Regions from separate parts of the Homo sapiens genome. Here region 1 is linked to region 2. A link is an interaction called in ENCODE POLR2A ChIA-PET data of the cell type or tissue named here. Cell type or tissue: GM12878. All regions are shown on one strand. Each heading gives the region's core, and the rest is flanking DNA. Links, peaks and the distances in the headings are about the cores only. Region 1 overlaps SFI1 (SFI1 centrin binding protein). Region 2 overlaps SFI1 (SFI1 centrin binding protein).

Evidence for each region. Peaks named below come from ENCODE experiments on the same cell type or tissue, not always from the same donor. Only the 100,000 strongest peaks of a DNase experiment are listed, where the experiment ranks them.
Region 1: POLR2A ChIA-PET joins it to region 2 with 8 read pairs; 4 of 35 experiments call an interaction of 5 or more read pairs at or near these places.

The regions. Positions count from the first base shown.
Region 1 is chr22:31,591,621-31,596,989 of GRCh38, reverse strand. All of the region lies in intron 15 of SFI1 (SFI1 centrin binding protein), which reads right to left. Among named protein-coding and RNA genes, the nearest start is that of MIR7109, 27 kb to the left of the region's middle. RefSeq lists enhancers at 3,539-4,347, 5,157-5,369. In GM12878, for the core only: no CTCF peak of the experiment used is centred there; no DNase peak of the experiment used is centred there.
Region 2 is chr22:31,542,679-31,548,047 of GRCh38, reverse strand. It overlaps SFI1 (SFI1 centrin binding protein), which reads right to left. Exons shown (of 33, transcript NM_001007467.3): 5 at 1,077-1,187. Among named protein-coding and RNA genes, the nearest start is that of SFI1, 49 kb to the right of the region's middle. RefSeq lists an enhancer at 593-652. In GM12878, for the core only: no CTCF peak of the experiment used is centred there; a DNase peak (open chromatin) is centred at 887; H3K27ac peaks cover 1,652 bases.

The sequences.
Region 1 (5,369 bases), core at 70-5,069, 49 kb before region 2:
TGAAGCCATTTAGAAACGGGTACCGTGTGTGCGCGTTTTCAGTACTGAAGCCATTTAGAAACGGGTACCGTGTGTGCGTGTCTTCAGTACTGAAGCCATTTAGAAACGGGTACTGTGTGTGCGTGTCTTCAGTACTGAAGCCATTTAGAAACGGGTACTGTGTGTGCGTGTTTTCAGTACTGAAGCCATTTTTTTTTTTTTTTTTTGAGATGGAATCTTGCTCTGTCACCTAGGCTGGAGTGCAGTGGTGCGATCTCGGCTCACTGCAATCTCCACCTCCTAGGTTCAAGCGATTCTCCTGCCTCAGCCTCCCGAGTAGCTGGGATGTGCGCCACCATGCCTGGCCAATTTTTGTATTTTTAGTAGAGATGGGGTTTTGCCATGTTGGTCAGACTGGTCTCCAACTTCTGACCTCAGGTGATCCACCTGCCTTAGCTTCCCCAAGTACTGGGATTACAGGTGTGAGCCACCGCGTCCAGCCTGAAGCCATTTTTGAATGAATCTTATACCAGCCCACAATACATGACTAGGTAAAGGCAAAGCTGCTCTGTCTGCAGAAGCCAGAAGAGACAAGAGATGTCCTTTCATCAGCCTCTATTTCCCGTGGCCACCACCTAAAACCATCTCCCTGGACTTCGTACTAAGGAAGCCAGAGTTCTGGCTAACCTCAAACTAGCATTCAAAGCCCTCCAGATGGATAGACAGATAGATAGAGAGAGAGAGAGATATTTATTTTGAGATGGAGTCTCGCTCTGTCATCCAAGGCTGGAGTGCAGTGGCGCCATCTCAACTCACTGTAGCCTCTGCCTCCTGGGTTAAAGTGATTCTTGTGCCTCAGCCTCCGGAGTAGCTGGGATTATAAGCATGCACCACCACGCCCCGCTAATTTTTGTATTTTTAGTAGACATGGGGTTTCACCATGTTGGCCAGGCTGGTCTGAAACTCCTGACCTCCAATGATCCACCCACCTCTGCCTCCCAAAGTGCTGGGATTACAGGCATGAGCCGCCACACCTGGCCTGAAATCCTCCAGATTAAAGATGACTGCAACTTCTCCCAATGCATGCCCCTCCATCTCACCCCTCTGTCCTAAGATAAAGTACACTGAACTTAAGGTAATTTCCAAAACTGTCATTTTACTAGTTCCATGTACCTGCTCAAATATCTTTCGAATATCTATCTATAGGGTCAGCCCAATCTCTTCAGTCTGGGCCTCCCCATCTTGCCCACTCCAGCCACCATCCTCACCCTCTCACTCACAGGAAGCCTCTCCCAGATACTTCCATGCTCAGTCTCCCTCAGCACTAGCTCTGAGCACTGGAAGAACTTGTGGCTGACATGACTGGGGACACGTGGATCTGTTCTCTTGAATTGGTTCTCAGTTGTTTCTTATCTCCTCACAAAAATTTCACCCTCCTACAAAGTCATCAAAAAGATCTTCCTCTTGATCAAGAAGAAAGCACCTGGACTTTGGAACTGGAGATGTGAATTAACCTGGCTGTACCACTTACTGGTTGTGTTACCATTTATCATTTTGAACCTGACCTCTCAGAATCACTGTGAAAAGGAAATTATTAATGAAGATAATGATGCCATGGGCAGAATGAGTTTATGTATTTGTTTTCTGTCTCCCATCACACAATGCCCAACACAGTGGCAGACATACAGTTAGTGATTAATAATTTCTTCATTACAGGCTGGGCGTGGTGGCTCATGCCTGTAATCCCAGCACTTTGGGAGGCCAAGGCGGGTGGATCACGAGGTCAGGAGTTCGAGACCAGCCTGGCCAACATGGTGAAACCCCGTCCCTACTAAAGATACAAAAAATTAGCCGGGCGTGGTGGCGCACACCTGTAATCCCAGCTACTTGGGAGGCTGAGGCAGGAGAATTACTTGAACCCAGGATGTGGAGTTTGCCGTGAGTCAAGATGGTGCCACTGCATGCCAGCCTGGGCGAAAGGACAAGACTCCAACTCAAAAATAAATAAATAAATAAATAAATAAATTATTATTATTTCTTCATTATGTCCCACCATATACTAAGAACCTGCTGTGGGCAAGTTTGTCCCTGTGGGAACTAAAAAGATGTAGATCTGCTCCTTGAGCTTTCTAATTTTTTTTTTTTTTTTTTTTTTTGAGACAGAGTCTCACTCTGTCGCCCAGGCTAGAGTGCAGTGGTGTGATCTCAGCTCACTGCAAGCTCCGCCTCCCAGGTTCATGCCATTCTCCTGCCTCAGCCTCCTGAGTAGCTGGGACTACAGTCGCCCACCACCACGCCCGGCTAATTTTTTGTATTTTTAGCAGAGACAGGGTTTCTCCGTGTTAGCCAGGATGGTCTTGATCTCCTGACCTCGTGATCCGCCCGCCTTGGACTCCCAAAGTGCTGGGATTACAGACATGAGCCACCAGGCCCGGCCTTTTTCTTTTCTTTTTTTTTTTTTTTGAGACGGCGTCTCGCCCTGTCACCCAGGCTGGAGTGCAATGATGCGATCTCAGCTCACGGCAACCTCCATCTCCCAAGTTCAAGCAATTCTCCTGCCTCAGCCTCCCGAGTAGCTGGGATTACAGGCATGTGCCACCAGACCGGGCTAATTTTTGTATCTTTAGTAAAGAGAGGGTTTCACCATGTTGGCCAGGCTGGTCTTGAACTCTTGACCTTGTGATCCGCCCGCTCCGGCCTCCCAAAGTGCTGGGATTACAGGTGTGAGCCACTGCACCCGGCCCGACCTTTGTAATTTTGTTGATGACTATCATTTCAAGACTTCAAAAAGCCAGGTCTAGCAGAACAGGAACTAAGTGTTTCGGGGAAATGACACTTAAGAATGTCTGCCAAGGTGAGGCAAGGTCCCACCGTGCTCTGATCCAGAAAGCTAATGGGCTGCTTTAATGGAGCTCTCAGTGGCTAATAATGAAGGTTACAAACAGGCTGTTTTGAAAGCCCTTGAAATAAAGATGGACACCTCCCTCTCCCTCTCCCTCTCCCTGTCCCTCTCCCTCTCCCTCGTCTCCGTCTCCCCATGGTCTCCCTCTCATGCGGAGCCGAAGCTGGACTGTACTGCTGCCATCTCGGCTCACTGCAACCTCCCTGCCTGATTCTCCTGCCTCAGTCTGCCGAATGCCTGCGATTGCAGGCACGCGCCGCCACGCCTGACTGGTTTTGGTGGAGACGGGGTTTCGCTGTGTTGGCCGGGCCGGTCTCCAGCCCCTAACCGCGAGTGATCCACCAACCTCGGCCTCCCGAGGTGCCAGGATTGCAGACGGAGTCTCGTTCACTCAGTGCTCAATGGTGCCCAGGCTGGAGTGCAGTGGCGTGATCTCGGCTCACTACAACCTACACCTCCCAGCCGCCTGCCTTGGCCTCCCAAAGTGCCGAGATTGCAGCCTCTGCCCGGCCGCCACCCCGTCTGGGAAGTGAGGAGTGTCTCTGCCTGGCCGCCCATCGTCTGGGATGTGAGGAGCCCCTCTGCCTGGCTGCCCAGTCTGGAAAGTGAGGAGCGTCTCCACCCGGCCGCCATCCCATCTAGGAAGTGAGGAGCGCCTCTTCCCAGCCGCCATCACATCTAGGAAGTGAGGAGCGTCTCTGCCCGGCCGCCCATCGTCTGAGATGTGGGGAGCGCCTCTGCCCCGCCGTCCCATCTGGGATGTGAGGAGCGCCTCTGCCCGGCCGAGACCCCGTCTGGGAGGTGAGGAGCGTCTCTGCCCGGCCGCCCCGTCTGAGAAGTGAGGAGACCCTCTGCCTGGCAACCACCCCGTCTGAGAAGTGAGGAGCCCCTCCGCCCGGCAGCCGCCCCATCTGGGAGGTGAGGAGCGTCTCCGCCCGGCAGCCACCCCGTCCGGGAAGGAGGTGGGGGGGGGTCAGCCCCCCGCCCGGCCAGCCGCCCCATCCGGGAGGGAGGTGGGGGGTCAGCCCCCCCGCCCGGCCAGCCGTGCCGTCCGGGAGGGAGGTGGGGGGGTCAGCCCCCCACCTGGCCAGCCGTGCCGTCCGGGAGGGAGGTGGGGGGGTCAGCCCCCCGCCCGGCCAGCCGCCCCGTCCGGGAGGTGAGGGGCGCCTCTGCCCGGCCGCCCCTACTGGGAAGTGAGGAGCCCCTCAGCCCGGCCAGCCAGCCCGTCCGGGAGGGAGATGGGGGGGTCAGCCCCCCCGCCTGGCCAGCCGCCCCGTCCGGGAGGGAGGTGGGGGGGTCAGCCCTCCCCCCGGCCAGCCGCCCCGTCTGGGAGGTGAGGGGCGCCTCTGCCCGGCCGCCCCTACTGGGAAGTGAGGAGCCCCTCTGCCCAACCAGCCGCCCCATCCGGGAGGGAGGTGGGGGGGTCAGCCCCCCGCCCGGCCAGCCGCCCTGTCTGGGAGGGAGGTGGGGGGGTCAGCCCTCCGCCTGGCCAGCCGCCCCGTCTGGGAGGTGAGGGGCGCCTCTGCCCGGCCGCCCCTACTGGGAAGTGAGGAGCCCCTCTGCCCGGCCAGCCGCCCCGTCCGGGAGGGAGGTGGGGGGGTCGGCCCCCCGCCCGGCCAGCCGCCCCATCCGGGAGGGAGGTGAGGGGGTCGGCCCCCCGCCCGGCCAGCCGCCCCGTCCGGGAGGGAGGTGGGGGGGTCAGCCCCCTGCCCGGCCAGCCGCCCCGTCCGGGAGGGAGGTGGGGGGGGTCAGCCCCCCTGCCCGGCCAGCCACCCCGTCTGGGAGGTGAGGGGCGCCTCTGCCCGGCCGCCCCTACTGGGAAGTGAGGAGCCCCTCTGCCCAACCAGCCGCCCCATCCGGGAGGGAGGTGGGGGGGTCAGCCCCCCGCCCGGCCAGCCGCCCTGTCTGGGAGGGAGGTGGGGGGGTCAGCCCTCCGCCTGGCCAGCCGCCCCGTCTGGGAGGTGAGGGGCGCCTCTGCCCGGCCGCCCCTACTGGGAAGTGAGGAGCCCCTCTGCCCGGCCAGCCGCCCCGTCCGGGAGGGAGGTGGGGGGGTCGGCCCCCCGCCCGGCCAGCCGCCCCATCCGGGAGGGAGGTGAGGGGGTCGGCCCCCCGCCCGGCCAGCCGCCCCGTCCGGGAGGGAGGTGGGGGGGTCAGCCCCCTGCCCGGCCAGCCGCCCCGTCTGGGAGGGAGGTGGGGGGGGTCAGCCCCCCTGCCCGGCCAGCCACCCCGTCTGGGAGGTGAGGGGCGCCTCTGCCCGGCCGCCCCTACTGGGAAGTGAGGAGCCCCTCTGCCCGGCCAGCCGCCCCGTCCGGGAGGGAGGTGGGGGGGGTCAGCCCCCCCGCCCAGCCAGCCGCCCCGTCCGGGAGGTGAGGGGCGCCTCTGCCCGGCCACCCCTACTGGGAAGTGAGGAGCCCCTCTGCCCAGCCAGCCGCCCCGTCCGGGAGGGAGGTGGGGGGTTCAGCCCCCCGCCCGGCCAGCCGCCCCGTCC
Region 2 (5,369 bases), core at 194-5,193:
AGAGACGGGGTTTCACCATGTTAGCCAGGATGGTCTCGATCTCCTGACCTCGTGATCCGCCCATCTCGGCCTCCCAAAGTGCTGGGATTACAGGCATGAGCCACCATGCCCGGCCACAATTTATTATTTTTAAAACAAGGCCGGGTGTGGTGGTTCATGCCTGTAATCCCAGCACTTTGGGAGGCCAAGGTGGCAGGATCACCTGAGGTCAGGAGATTGAGACCAGACTGACCAACATGGAGAAACCTCATCATTACACGCCATTACAGGCGTGGTGGCACATGCCTGTAATCCCAGCTACTAGGGAGGCTCAGGCAGGAGAATCACTTGAACCCAGGCGGCGGAGGTTGCAGTGAGTCAAGATGGCGCCATTGCACTCCAGCCTGGGCAACAAGAGCGAAATTCCATCTCAAAAACAAAAAAAAACAAAAAAAACAGGCCTGGCGCGGTGACTCATGCCTGTAATCCCAGCACTTCGGGAGGCCAAGGCAGGCGGATCACCTGAAGTCAGGAGTTCAAGACCAGCCCAGCCAACATGAAATAACCCTGTCTCTACTAAAACTACAAAAATTAGCCAGGCGTGATGGCACATGCCTGTAATCCCAATTACTTGGGAGACTGAGGCAGTAGAATCGCTTGAACCTAGGAGACGGAAGTTGCAGTGAGCCAAGATCGTGCCACTGCACTCCAGCTTGGGCAACAGAGTGAGACTCTGTCTCAAAACAAAACAAAACAAACAAACAAACAAAAAACCCAGAATACTTTCAGAATGAGAAATTATATAGAAATGAAAATCGGTGGGAAAATCCCATTCAAAGTATTAGCATAACCAATACATAATGGTTACCTGAATTAGAGGTGTGGGAGGTGTGTGTGTGTGTCTGTGTGCACGTGCCCAGCATGTGCATGCATGCTTGGGTTTAATTTGGAACTCTGATCTTGCTAACTCCAAAAAGGATTTGAAGAAAAACCAAAAGTGACCCAAAGTTTGCTTCTTTTGACCATAAACACGCCAACAAATAATCATCTGATAATGTGCATCAGTAAAACTGAAGGAGTGTAACATGAAACCTGACCTGTAGTGACAGTCAGCTCGAACACAGAGTTTCCACTCGTGCTGGAAAACCCACCACTCCTCTTTCCATTCTTCGAAGACCTTCCGTAGTAATCGCTGCTCATAGTAAAATCTACGGCAAAAAAAAAATCATATATATATATGATGATGTTGGAGCTAACATCTCTTCCCAAATCACATATTCTTGCCGTCTCATGAAAAAGTACAGCCGGGCGTGGTGGCTCACACCTGTAATCCCAGCACTTTGGGAGGCTGAGGCGGGTGGATCACAAGGTCAGGAGATCGAGACCATCCTGGCTAACATGGTGAAACCCCGTCTCTACTAAAAAAAAAAAAAAAAAAAAGTAAACATCGGTCGGGCGCAGTGCCTCACACCTGTAATCCCAGTACTTTGGGAGGCCAAGGCGGGTGGATCACAAGGTCAAGAGATCCTGGCCAACATGGTGAAACCGCATCTCTACTAAAAATGCAAAAATTACCTGGGCATGGTGGCACGCACCTGTAGTCCCAGCTACTCAGGAGGCTGAGGCAGGAGAATTGCTTGAACCCGGGAGGCAGAGGTTGCAGTGAGCTGAGACTGCACCACTGCACTCCAGCCTGATGACAGAGCAAGACTCCCTCTCAAAGAAAAAAAAGAAAAAGTAAACACCAAGATAGATTAAAAATAGAGGCCAGGCATGGTGGCTCATGCCTGTAATACCAACACTTTCAGAGGTCAAGGTAGGAGGACTGCATGAGGCCAGGAGTTCAAGACCAACCTGGGCAACATAGCAAGACTCCATCTAGGGCTGGATGTGGTGGCTTATGCCTGTAATGCCAGCACCTTGGGAGGCTGAGGTAGTTGGACTGCTGGAGTTCAGGACCAGGTTGGGTGACATGGTGGAACCCAATCTCTACAAAAAATAAAAAATTAGCCAGGCATAGCGGGGGCATGCTCTTGTAGTCCCAGCTACCTGGGAGGCTGAGGTGGGAGGATCGCTTGAGCCCAGGAGGGAGAGGTTCCAGTGAACTGAGATTGCACCACTGTACTCCAGCCTGGGCGAAAGAGTAAGAGCCTGTCTCAAATACATTAAAAAAAAAAAAAAAAAAAAAAAAGCTGGACACGGTGGCTCACACCTGCAATCCCAGCACTTTGGGAGGCCGAGGCAGGTGGATCACAAGGTCAGGAGTTCGAGACCAGCCTGGCCAGCATAGTAAAACCCGATCTCTACTAAAAATACAAAAATTAGCCAGGCATGGTGGTGCACGCCAGTAGTCCCAGCTACTTGGGAGGCTGAGACAGGAGAATCGCTTGAACCAGGGGGCAGAGGTTGTGGTGAGCCGAGATCGAGCCACTGCACTCCAACATGGGCAACAAAGTGAGACTTCGTCTCAAAATAAAATAAAATTAAATTAAATTAAATTAAATTAAATTAAATTAAATTAAAAACTCCATCTCTACCCAAAAAATAAGAAAAAAAAATGTGTGACAATGTCTTACTGTATTACCCAAGCTGTTCTCAAACCCTTGGGCTCAAGTAATCCTCACCTGAGCCTCCCAAAATGCTGGGATTACAGACATGAGCCACTGTACCCAGCTCTACAAATTTTTTTTTTCTTTTTTTTTTGAGACGGAGTTTTGCTCTTGTTGCCCAGGTTGGAGAGCAATGGTGTGATCTCGGTTCATCGCAACCTCTGCCTCCCGGCTTCAAGCGATTTCCCTGACTCAGCCTCCTGAGTAGCGGGATTACAGGCATGTGCCATCACGCCCAGCTAATTTTGTAATTTTAGTAGAGATGGGGTTTCTCCATGTTGGTCAGGCTGGTCTCAAACTCCTGACCTCAGGTGATCTGCCTGCCTCGGCCTCCCAAAATGCTGGGATTATATGCCTGAATCACCACATCCAGCCCCCCCTAAATTTTTTTAGTTAGCCAAGTATGGAGGCACGCACCTGTGGTGTCAGCTATTCCAGAGGCTTACGTGGGAGGATCGCTTGAGCCCCAGAGGTCAAGGCTGTAGTGAGCCGTGAATGTGTCACTGCACTCTGGTCTGTGCAACAGAGCAAGACCTTGTCTCTTAAACAATCAAAAAAACTTAAAAAGAGGGAAAATAGATATATTTGGCTTTTTCAGGTCAGAATCTCAGAGCTACTTAAACTAGAAATGAGGTTAAAAATTTTTTAATATTGATTTTACCGATTAAAGATGTTAAAGTAAAATAAAAATCTGACTTTTTTTTGGAGACAGGGTCTCGCTCTGTTGCCCAGGCTGGAATGCAGTGGTACAGTCATGGCTCACTGCAGCCTTAACATCCCAGGCTCAAGTGATCCTTCCACCTCAGCCTCCCAAATAGCTGTGACTACAGACATGCTCCACTACTATGCCTGGCTAATTTTTTATTTTTTGTAGAGGCACGGTTTCACTATGTTACCCTAGCTAGTCTTGAACTCCTGAGCTCAGGTGATCCTCCTCCCTTGGTCTCCCAAAATCTGACTTTTCAAACACCATGAAGTGAATTGAAAATTATTATTTTTAATTTTTTTCATTCACCAGAATGAAAAATATTTTTATTACTAAAAAGTAGTAATGTCTTATTTACAAACATAGGAAATTAAACTTATAAAATAAGTAAATGCCTAATAATATTCCTAGTACTTAACAGGAACACAGGATATTAATTTAGCTGAAATCTGAAGAGGGGAGTCATAACAACAGCAAAAGATGAGTAAGAGAAATTAGTCAGGAAAAAGGTAATAAGGAACACAGAAAAGCAGTGACAGATGGTGCTGATTTTTTAAAAATTTTTTTGAGACAGTCTTGCTATATCACCCAAGCTGGAGTGCAGTGGCATGATCTCTGCTCACTGTAATCTCCACCTCATGCATTCAAGTTATTCTCGTGCCTCAGTCTCTTGAGTAGCTGTGACTCCAGGCACACGCCACCCAAACGAGCTAATTTTTTGTATTTCAGTAGAGACGGGTTTTCGCCATGTTGCCCATGCTGGTCTTGCACTCCTGAGCTCAGACAATCTGCTGACCTTGGCCTCCCAAAGTGCTGGGATTACAAGCATGAGCCACCACACTGGCCTGTCAATCACTTTAAATTTCTTTTCATGGTTCTGCAGGTTACTAACATGTCACTCCTCCTAACCCACTCATAGTTTTTTTTCTTTTTTTTTTTTTTTTGAGATGGAGTCTCGCTTTGTCGCCCAGGCTGGAGTGCAGTGGCGCGATCTTGGCTCACTGCAAGCTCCGCCTCCTAGGTTCAAAGGATTCTCCTGCCTCAGCCTCCAGAGTAGCTGGGACTACAGGCGTGTGCCACCATGCCCAGCTAATTTTTGTACTTTTAGTAAAGATGGGGTTTTGCCACGATGGCCAGGCTGGTCTCGAACTCCTGAGCTCGGGTGGTCCACTGGCCTCAGCCTCCCAAAGTGCTGGGATTATAGGCATGAGCCACCATGCTCAATTCCACTCACGGTTTTTAAAAACTAGCTTACAAAGACATACATAAGGTAATTCACCTCACTATTGCTTATAATAATAATAAGAGAAGAGTGAACCACCACAAATACCCATCAAAAGAGGACAGGTTAATACAATTAATCAATGCCATGTGCTCATTTTCTATGAATGAAGCAGAGCTAAGGGTACTGAAGGGACAGATGCCTCAGAAAGTGATTAGGTGAAAAAATAAAGTCACTGCGTGGTATGTATAATATGGTATCTTTTTAAAAAAATTAGGTCACGCCTGTAATCCCAGCACTTTGGGAGGCCAAGGCGGGTGGATCATGAGGTCAGGAGATCGAGACCATCCTGGCTAACACGGTGAAACCCCATCTCTATTAAAAATGCAAAAAATTAGCCAGGTGTGGTGGCGGGCACCTGTAGTCCCAACTACTCAGGAGGCTGAGGCAGGAGAATGGCGTGAACCTGGGAGGCGGAGCTTGCAGTGAGCCGAGATGCGCCACTGCACTCCAGCCTGGGAGACAGAGTGAGACTCCGTCTCAAAAAAAAAAAAAAGAAAAAAAAAATTAAGTCAGGCACAGTGGCTCACACGTGTAATCCCAGCACTTTGGGAGGCCAAGGTGGGCAGATCCCTTGAGCTCAGGAGTTTGAGACCAGCCTGGCCAACGTGGCGAAACCCCATCTCTACCAAAAATACAAAAATTAGCTGGGCGTTGTGGTGCATGCCTGTAGTCCCAGCTACTTGGGAGGCTGAGGCACAAGAATTGCTTGAACCCAGGAGGTGGAGGTTGGAGTGAGCTGAGATCAGGCCACTGCACTCCAGCCTGGATGATATAGTGAGACTCTGTCTCA